2 separate regions of the Homo sapiens genome follow, and region 2 is linked to region 1. A link is an interaction called in ENCODE POLR2A ChIA-PET data of the cell type or tissue named here. Cell type or tissue: K562. All regions are shown on one strand.

Region 1 (5,000 bases):
ATACAAAATTAGCAATTAGCTGGATGTGGTAGTACATGCCTGTAATCTCAACTACTCAGGACGCTAAGGCAGGAGAATCGCTTGAACCCATGAGGCGGAGGTTGCAGTGAGCTGAGATTGCACCATTGCACTCCAGCCTGGGCAGTAAGAGTGAAAATCTGTCTCAAAAAAATAAAGAAATAAATGAAGCTGTTCCAAACCTGGACAGTGGTTGGGCCAGTGATCTAGGCCGTCTACATAGTTTCAAGCCCAGCGCAAACTTGGAAGGCCTCTAGGCCTTGCAGACAGTTGCATCTTTTTCTATCTTTTTTTTTTTTTTTTTTTAAAGACAAAGTCATTCTCCTGCCTCAGCCTCCCGAGTAGCTGGGACTACAGGCGTCTGCCACCATGCCCAGCTAATTTTTGTGTTGTTAGTAGAGATGGGGTTTTACCATGTTGGCCAGGCTGGTCTCAAACTCCCGACCTCAAGTGATCCACCTGCCTCGGCCTCCCAAAGTGCTGGGATTACAGGTGTGAACCACCACACCCGGCCAAGATAGTTGCATCATTTTGTCATGAGGAGAGAACACAAGAAATCTTTCAATTCACATGCTTTTTTAAAACCGGTGCTTACAGAAGTTGCAGTCACAATACATCTGGCTGCTCAGAACATCAAATTTAGAATCTAAACAGTTTTTCCCTAAGTCAATGTTCTGGACCCAGTTTATAAACCTCCTTAGATTTGCTAAGCCCCACTCCTTCCCAGGCCTTGATCCTGCCTCAGTCTCTCAGTCTTGCAGTGCTTCCCGCGTAGTGAGGGCAGTGCCGGCTGCATCCTTCTGTGGCTCTCCAGGCACAGCTGTCACTGCCATGGCTTCTTTCCTCACACAGCCACTGCCTCAACCTCCCCTAGGAGTGAGGGCCAAGGTGCAGCAGCTCCAGCACCAAACTGGACTCCAGGACCTTCTGGCTCCCCAGTAGCTGCTGAGAGGGGCCCAGTAACACAACCTGCACATGAAGGGGAGTTAACACCGTGGGGTGGACTTTTATGGAAAAGAGAGAGGAGGCCGGAAGGAGCCCGCAGTGGCTCATTCTGCTGCTGCTTTGTCCCCATGTGATTCTTCTAACGCTTGGAGGCCCCCGAATGAATGAAAACACAACGACCTGTCATCCATAATGAGAACACGTTCCTTCCTCAGCTGCCTAGCTTCCCCTCTTCCTCACTCTTGCTGCCCTGGGCTTGCAGCCCACCCCAGTGAAACATTAACCCTTGGGCTTTGCCTCTAGCTCTGTTTTCTAGGAAGCCACGTTAGGACAGGCAAATTATGCATTTACTTGAGGGTAGGAGCTTTACAAACCCTCCTGCTTTTCTACCTTGCACTCTTAAGTAGAAACTTCTCTCCTCTCTGGGAGGGAATGGTACTAGAAAGATAACTCTAACCCTTCTCCCAACCTCCAGTACTCCATGGGGTGACCATCAGCCCTTGGCAGGAAAACAGGGGGTGACTGTCCTGCACGTAGCCAGTAGTGTTGTCTAAGACTGGAGTCGGGGGAGAGTAAGTTGAATTCTGTGAGGAAAAGATAGAAAGCCCATTTTGATGTAGATACCAACCAATTTTTTTTTTTTCCAGATGGAGTCTTGCTCTTGGAGTGCGGTGGCGCGATCTCGGCTCACTGCAACCTCTGCCTCCCGGGTTCAAGTCATTCTCCTGCCTAGACTCTCGAGTAGTTGGGATTACAGGGGCGCGCCACTACGCCCAGCTAATTTTTGTATTTTTAGTAGAGACGGGGTTTCTCCATGTTGGTCAGGCTGGTCTTGAACTCCTGACCTCAGGTGATCTGCCCGCCTTGGCCTCCCAAAGTGCTGGGGTTACAGATGTGAGCCACCGTGCTCCGCCATTACCTGTATCTTCTTGCCTCAGAAGGAACGTTTGTGCAGACACTGCCTTTCCTGAAGTCAGTGTTTGACTTTCTGGTCCCCTGAGGCTATTTTCCTTCTCTCCCCACCCCCATCCCTAAACAGATATTCCTTGTTTTCTTGCAGAAGGCCCCACCCAGGCCTCACCTTCCCCTCCTCCACTCCATGGTGGCTTTTAGTGCTTGTGTGATTCACACGTGTCCATGTGCCTTTGCTTGCGGCTCTGTTCACCTTCCTGATGCCTGAATTTCAAGCTCCTGAAAAGGAAACTTTCTGGTATTCACTGGCATTGAATAAAGACAGGAAATAAGTGTCTCAGCACAGAAGAATTTCAGTGTATGCTACATTATCTAAGCTACCTCCTTGCCTGGGATTTTCAAGCAGTGCACAAAGAAGGGGTAAACCTCCCACATTCTTTATCTGAGACCTTCTGAAACACACTCAGGGTCTCAGAACCACTGGCCTGGCCTCTTGGTTACTCACAAGGCTGGTCCCAGCCACCAGCGATGACCAGTTAGCTTCCCTGCTTCCATCCAGCCAAGACCTAGCCAGGACTTGTCTGTCATGCCTGGTATTTTCTCTTGTTAAACTCCTGACTTCTGGGTTACCCTCAATTCCTTTTTTTTTTTTTTTTTTGAGACGGAGTCTCACTCTGCTGCCCAGGCTGGAGTGGAGTGCAGTGCCGAGATCTCGGCTCACTGCAAGCTCCACCTCCCGGATTCACACCAATCTCCTGCCTCAGCCTCCCCAGTAGCTGGGACTACAGGCACCTGCCACCATGCCTAGCTAATTTTTGTATTTTTAGTAGAGATGGGGTTTCACTGTATTAGCCAGGATGGTCTTGATCTCCTGACCTCATGATCTACCCGCCTCGGCCTCTCAAAGTGCTGGGATTACAGGTGTGAGCCACCGTGCCCGGCCAGGGTTACCCTCAATTCTCAAATCTCTCTCCCCAACCCTGAAGGGGAGGAAAAGGGGTGCAGTAGCTTTTGGAAATGCTTGTCTTTAGGGTAGGGAAGGTGTGAGACAGTCCCTGGAGTCTGCTCTGCAGTGAGTTCCCAGTCTCAGTTTCCCTCCCACACTGGCAACTGGGCTCAGAGCTGCGGGCTTCCTCCAGAGGCCAGTGGAATGGAAGGCTTCCTGCCCGGATACTGTGGAGTGTGAAGTTCACCTGCATGTGGGCCACTCCCTCGGAGGGCAGCCAAGGCTGGGGAGGTGGCCTGGTTTGGGAGGAAACTCTCAGAGAGGTGCCAGGATGCTTCTCCACACTTATAAATCCAACTGCTCACCCCTACCTTACAAGCTATTAGTTCCTCAAAAGGAAACAGAATAAGATTGGCAGGAAAACTGAGGGAACATTTAGAATTCAAATAGAATAACCACAGTGGCTTGTAGACCTGAAATTATTTTTCACTTTTAATATCCTTCCTGATTTAATTTTTTTTTAAACGAAGTGTCACTCTGTCGCCCAGGCTGGAGTGCAGTGGCGCTATTTCAGCTCACTGCAACCTCCGCCTCCTGAGTTCAAGCGATTCTCCTACCTCAGCCTCCCGAGCAGCTGAGATTACAGGTGCCCGCCAGCACACCCAGTTAATTTTTGTATTTTTGGTAGAGACAGGGTTTCACCATGTTGGTCAGGCTGGTCCTGAACTGCTGATCTCAGGTGATCCGCCCAAAGTGCTGGGATTACAGGCATGAGCCACCGCGCCCAGCCTCCTTTCTGATTTGAAAAGTAATATGTTCCAGCCGGGCATGGTGGCTCATGCCTGTAATCCCAGCACTTTGGGAGGCCGAGGCAGGCAGATCACCTGAGGTCAGGAGTTCGAGACCAGCCCGACCAACATGGAGAAACCCTATCTCTACTAAAAATACAAAAAATTAGCCGGGCATGGTGGGGCATGCCTGTAATCCCAGCTACTCGGGAAGCTGAGGCAGGAGAATCACTTGAACCCAGGAGGTGGAGGTTGTGGTGAGCCGAGATCATGCCATTGCACTCCAGCCTGGGCAACAGGAGCGAAACTCTGTCTTAAAAAAAAGAAAAAAGAAAAGTAATATGTTCCTGGCTGGGCATGGTGGCTCACGTCTGTAATCCCAGCACTTTGGGAGGCCAAGGTGGGCAGATCACTTGAGGTCAGGAGTTCAAGACCAGCCTGGCCAACATGGTGAAACCCCGTCTCTACTAAAATACAAAAATTAGCTGGGCGTGGTGGTACACTCCTGTAATCCCAGCTACTTGGGAGGCTGAGGCAGGAGAGTTGCTTGAACCTGGGAGGCGGAGGTTGCAGTGACCCAAGATCATGCCACTGCACTCCAGCCTAGGCAACAGAGCAAGACTCCATCTCAAAAAAAAAAAAAAAAAAGAATATGTTCTTAGTGGGGAAAACCTGGAACATGTAAAGAAAATAATGGTCTTGAGGCCAGGCGCGGTGGCTCATGCCTGTAATCCCAGCACTTTGGGAGGCCGAGGCGGGTGGATCACGAGGTCAGGAGATCAAGACCATCCTGGCTAACACGGTGAAACCCCGTCTACTAAAAATACAAAAAATTATCCAGGCGTGGTGGCAGGCGCCTGTAGTCCCAGCTACTCGGGAGGCTGAGGCAGGAGAATGGCGTGAACCCGGGAGGCGGAGATTGCAGTGAGCCGAGATCACGCCACTGCACTCCAGCCTGGATGACAGAGCGAGACTCCTTCTCAAAAAAAAAAAAAAAAAGAAAGAAAATAACGGTCTTGGAGCTTAGTCAGTTAAGAAAAAAAAAGGAAAAAGAAAATAACAGCTATCTGTAATCCCACCTCCCAATTAGCTGGATGTGGTGGCGCAAGTCTGTGGTCCCAGCTACTAGGAGGCTGAGGCAGGATGATGACTTGAGTCTAGGACATTGAGGCTGCAGTGACCTATGATTGTACCTCATGACACTCCAGCCTAGAAGAGCAAGATCCTGTTTCTTAAAAATGAAAGAAAAAAAGGCTGGGCATGGTGGCTCACACCTGTAATCCCAGCACTTTGGGAGGCCGAGGTGGCAGATCACAAGGTCAGGAGTTCGAGACCAGCCTGGCCAACATGATAAAACCCTGCCTCCACTAAAAATACAAAAATTAGCCAGG
Region 2 (5,000 bases), 150 kb before region 1:
CATGCTAGTCAGACTGGTCTCGAACTCCTGACCTCAGATGATCCACCCACCTCGGCCTCCCAAACTGCTGGGATTACAGGCATGAGCCACCGTGCCTGGCCTCTAGTGAATCTTATTGTGGTTTTTTGTTTATTTGTTTAGAGACAGGGTCTCTGTCTGTCACCCCAGCTGGAGGCTGGAATGGAGTGGCAGGATCATGGCTCAGTGCAGCCTTGAACCCCTGGGCTCAAGAGATCCTCCCACCTCAGCCTCCCAAGTCGCTGGAACTACAGGTGTGCACCACCATGACTGACTAATTATTGTGGTTTTGATTTGCATTTCTGTAATGACTAATGATATTGAGGATGTTTTCATATGCTTATTGGCCATTTGTATATCTTCTTTGGAGAAATGTCTCTTCAGATATTTTGCCCATTTAAAAAATTATGTTATCTTTTATTGTTGAGTTGTACTAGTTGTTTGTATTTTCTGGATACTAGGCCCCTATTTTAGGTATGTGATTTACAAGTATTCTCTCCCATTCTCTGGGTCGTCTTTTCACCTTTTTGATACTGTCCTTAAAGAACAATAGTTTTTAATTTTGATGAAGTTCCAAATTATCTATTTCTTCTGTGGTTGCTTATGCTTTTGGTGTCATATTTAAGAACCCATTACCTAATCCAACAAAGATTTACAACTATGTTTTCTTGTAAAAGTTCTACAGTTTATAGTGTTAGCTTTTGCATTTAGGTCTCTGATTCACTTTTGGTTAATTTTTGTATACAATGTGAGATAGGGATCCAACTTCATTTGTTTGCATATGTATAGCCAGTTGTCCCAGCACTATGTGTTACTTTTTTCAAAAAAAAAAAATTGAGAAAGGCTCTCACTCTGTTACCCAGGCTGGAGTGCAGCAGCATGATCGTGGCTCGCTGCAGCCTTGACCTCCCGGGCTCAAGTGATGTTCCCACCTCAGCCTCCTGAGTAGCTGGGTCTACAGGCATGCGCCACCATGCTCGGCTACTTTTTTATTTATTTTATTTATTTATTTTTATTTTTATTTTTTGAGACAGAGACTCATTCTGTCACCCAGGCTGGAGTGCAGTGGTGCGATCTCCAACAGATGTCTTCCAACAGATGAAGAAGGAATATCTTATTAATATTTATTTAGGTCTTTACATTATTTCAATGATGTTTTACAGTTTCAATGTCATATTTTGCTTTTTTTGTTACATTTATTCCTAAGTATTTTATTATTTTTCATGTTACTGAAAATGGAATTGAGCTAGACAAAGCAGCTCACACCTGTAATCCCAGCACTTTGGGAGGCTGAGGCAGAAGGATCAGTTGAGCCCAGGAGTTTGAGATTACAGTGAGCTATGACCATGAACCGCACTCCAGCCTGAGTGACAGAAAGAAACCCTGTCTCTACGAAAAAGAAAAACAAAAGAGAAAATAGAATTGTTTCCTTAATTTTATTTTTGGTTTGGTCATTTCTAAGATGTAGAAATAAGACAATTGATTTTTGTATATTGATCTTGTATCCTGCAACTTTGCTAAACTTCTTCATTCTAACAGAACTTTTTTTTTTTTTTGAGACAGTCTTGCTCTGTTGCCCAGGCTGGAGTGCAGTGGCTCAATCTCGGCTCACTGCAGCCTCTGAACCCTGAACCCTGGTTCCCATGTTCCTCCTGCCTCAGCCTCCTGGGTAGCTGGGATTACAGCTGACCTCCTGACCTCAGGTGATCCACCCAACTCGGCCTCCCAAAGTGCTGGGACTACAGGTGTGAGCCACTCCGTCAGCCCATTCGAACAGATTTTTAATCAGTCTATTCCTTAGGACTTTTTATATACAAGACTGTGATCTGCAAATAGAGACAATTTTATTTATTCCTTTCCAATTTGAATGCTTTTTATTTAATTATCTTGCTTAACCTCCCTGGCTAGAACCTCTAGCACAATGTTAGATAGAAGTGATAAGAGCAGCCAGGTGCGGTGGCTCACGCTTGTAATCCCAGCACTTTAGGAGGCTGAGGCGGGTGGATCACCTGAGGTCAGGAGTTTGAGACCAGCCTGGCCAACATGGTGAAACCCCGTCTCTGCTAAAAATATGAAAAATTAGCTGGGTGTGCTGGCAGGCACCTGTGATCCCAGCTACTAGGGAGCCTGAGGCAGAAGAATCACTTGAACCCGGGAGGCAGAGGTTGCAGTGAGCTGAGATCAAGCCATTGCATTCCATCCTGGGCAATAAGAGCAAAACTCTGTCTCAAAAAAAAATAATAAATAAATAAAGGAAGCAGTAAGAGCAGACATCCTTGTCTCATTCCTGATGTAGGGGAAAGATTTCAGTCTTTCACCAGTAAGCATTATGCTAGTTGTGAGTTCTTTTTTACAGGTTGAGAAATTTTCCTTCTATTCCTAGTTTGTCAGGTGTTTTTATCATTAAAGGGTGTTGAACTCTGTCAAATGCTTTTGCTGCATCTATTGAGATGATTATGTGGGTTTTGTCCTTTATTCTAGTAATACAATGTATTACATTAATTGATTTTCACATGTTAAGCCAACCTTGCATTCCTGCGATAAATCCTGCTTGGTCACGGTGTATAATACATTTCACACGTTAGTGGTTTTGGTTTGCCAGTATCTCACTGAGGATTCTTCCATCTATATTCATAGGAGATATTGGTCTGTGGTTCTCTTTTCCTATGATATCTTTGTCTGATTTTGGTATTACAATACTATTAGCCTCATAAAATGAGTTGAAAAGTGCTCCTTTCTCTTCTATCTTTTGGTAAGAGTGTCAAAATTTGGCATTATTTCCTTTTTAAATTTTGGGTAGAGTTCACCAGTGAAACTGGTTTGGCCTGAGCTTTTCTTTGTGGACAGTTTTCAAACTACTAAGTCAAGCTTTTTGTTATAGGTCTATCCAGATATTTTATTTCTTCTTGAGTTGTTAGTTTTTATGTCTTTCCAGTAATTTCTCAATTTCATCTAAGTTGTCTAATTTGTTGTCTTATGGTTGTTCATAGTATTCCCTTTTCATTTTTTCTTTTTAGTTTAGAGACAGGGTGTCACTGTGTTGCCCAGGCTAGTCTCAAACTCCTGGACTCAAGCTATCCTCCTGCCTCGGCCTCCCAAGTAGCTGGAATTACAGGCATGTGCCACTGCATTGAGCTCCATCTTTTTTATTTCTGTAAAGTGAGGTTGTAATGTTCCCTCTCTCATTCCTGATTTTCACAATTTTTTTTCTTTTCTCTTTTTCCCCCCTTTAGTTAGTTAGTTTGTATTTTGCTTGGTCAGTCTAGCTAAAGGTTTGTAAAGTTTGTTGAGCTTTTCAAATAGTCAGTTTTTGGTGTGGTTAATTTCCTCTATTTTTTTTTAATTTTCTATTTCATTAATTTCTACTGTAATCCTTATTATTTCCTTTCTTCTGTTTGCTGGGGGCTTAGTTTCTTCTTCTTTTTCCAGTGTCTTAAGGCAGAAACTTAAGATTATTGATTTGTGGTTGTTCTTCCTTTTAAATATAGACAGGTACGGCTATAATTTTCCCTATAAATACTGTTTTAGTTGCATCCTATACATTTTGGCATGATGAGTTTTTATGTTCATTCATCTCGAAGTATTTCCTAATTTCCCATGTGGTCTATTTTTTGACCCATTGATTACTTATGAGTATATGTTTAATTTCCACATATTTTTGAATTTTCCTAATTTCTTTCTGTTGTTAATTTCAAATTTCACTCCATTATGAACAAAAAACATCCTTGGTACAACTTCATTCCTTGTAAATGTATTGATGCTAGTTTTGTGGCCTAGCATATAATCTATCCTAGAGAATGTTCCATGTGCATTTGAGAAGAATGTGTATTCTCTTGTTTTTGGGTGGAGTGTTCTACAGATGTCAGTTAGGTCTAGTTGGTTTATAGTGTTGTTCAAGTCTTCTGCTTCCATATGGATCTTCTTCCTATCTACCTATTTAGTTCTATTATTAGTTCTATGTATTATTAAAAGTGGGATATTAAAGTCTCCAACTATATTGTGAATTGTCTATTTTTCCCTTCAATTCTGTTTTCTGCTTCATATATTCTGCGGCTCTGTTTTTAGGTACATGTTTATAATTGTTATATTTTTCTGATGGATTGATCTTTTTATCATCATACAATGTCCCTCATTACTTCTAGTGACATATTTTGTTTGTTTGTTTTGAGACAGAGTCTTGCTCGTTGCCCAGGCTGGAGTGCAATGGCACAATCTCGGCTCCTTGCAACCTCTGCCTCCCAGGTTCAAGCGATTCTCCTGCCTCAGCCTCCTGAGTAGCTGGGATTACAGGCGCCGGCCACCATGCCTGGCTAATTTTTATATTTTTAGTAGAGATGGGGTTTCATCATGTTGGCCAGGCTGGTCTCAAACTCCTGGCCTCAACTGATCTGCCCGTCTCGGCCTCCCAAAGTGTTGGGATTACAGGCATGAGCCACTGCACCCAGCCATATTTTGTTTTAAAGTCTATTTTGTCTGATATTAGTAAAGTCACTGCAGCTTTCTTATGGTTACCATTTGTATCATTTTCTATTAAAATTTTTTCAACCGATTTGTATGCTTAAATCTAAAATATATCTCCTATAAATAGCATATAGTTGAATCTTGCTCTATTCATATTTTTGAAGCTGATTAAGGCAGGGCATGGTGGCTTACACCTGTAATCCCAGCAGTTTGGGAGGCTGAGGCAGGTGGATCACCTGAGGAGTTCCAGACCAGTCTGGCCAACAAGGTAAAACCCCGCCTCTGCTAAAAATACAAGTTAGCCGGGCATGGTGGTGTACTCGGGCGGCTGAGGCAGGAGAATCGCTTAAACCTGGGAGACAGAGGTTGCAGTGAGCTGAGATCACGCCACTGCACTCCAGCCTGGGCAACAAGATCAAAACCCTGTCTCAAAATTAATTAATTAATTAATTAATTAATTAAAAAAATAAGGCTGGGCACGGTGGCTCACGCCTGTAATCCCAGCACTTTGGGAGGCCGAG

The links. ChIA-PET counts read pairs that join two places held together with the same protein. Peaks named below come from ENCODE experiments on the same cell type or tissue, not always from the same donor. Only the 100,000 strongest peaks of a DNase experiment are listed, where the experiment ranks them.
Region 2: POLR2A ChIA-PET joins it to region 1 with 6 read pairs; 5 of 35 experiments call an interaction of 5 or more read pairs at or near these places.

What each region holds. Positions count from the first base shown.
Region 1 is chr7:129,967,943-129,972,942 of GRCh38, forward strand. All of the region lies in intron 1 of UBE2H-DT (UBE2H divergent transcript), which reads left to right. Among named protein-coding and RNA genes, the nearest start is that of UBE2H-DT, 17 kb to the left of the region's middle. RefSeq lists enhancers at 428-1,070, 1,071-1,712. In K562, no CTCF peak of the experiment used is centred here; a DNase peak (open chromatin) is centred at 2,348.
Region 2 is chr7:129,814,409-129,819,408 of GRCh38, forward strand. No RefSeq gene overlaps it. Among named protein-coding and RNA genes, the nearest start is that of MIR183, 42 kb to the left of the region's middle. In K562, no CTCF peak of the experiment used is centred here; no DNase peak of the experiment used is centred here.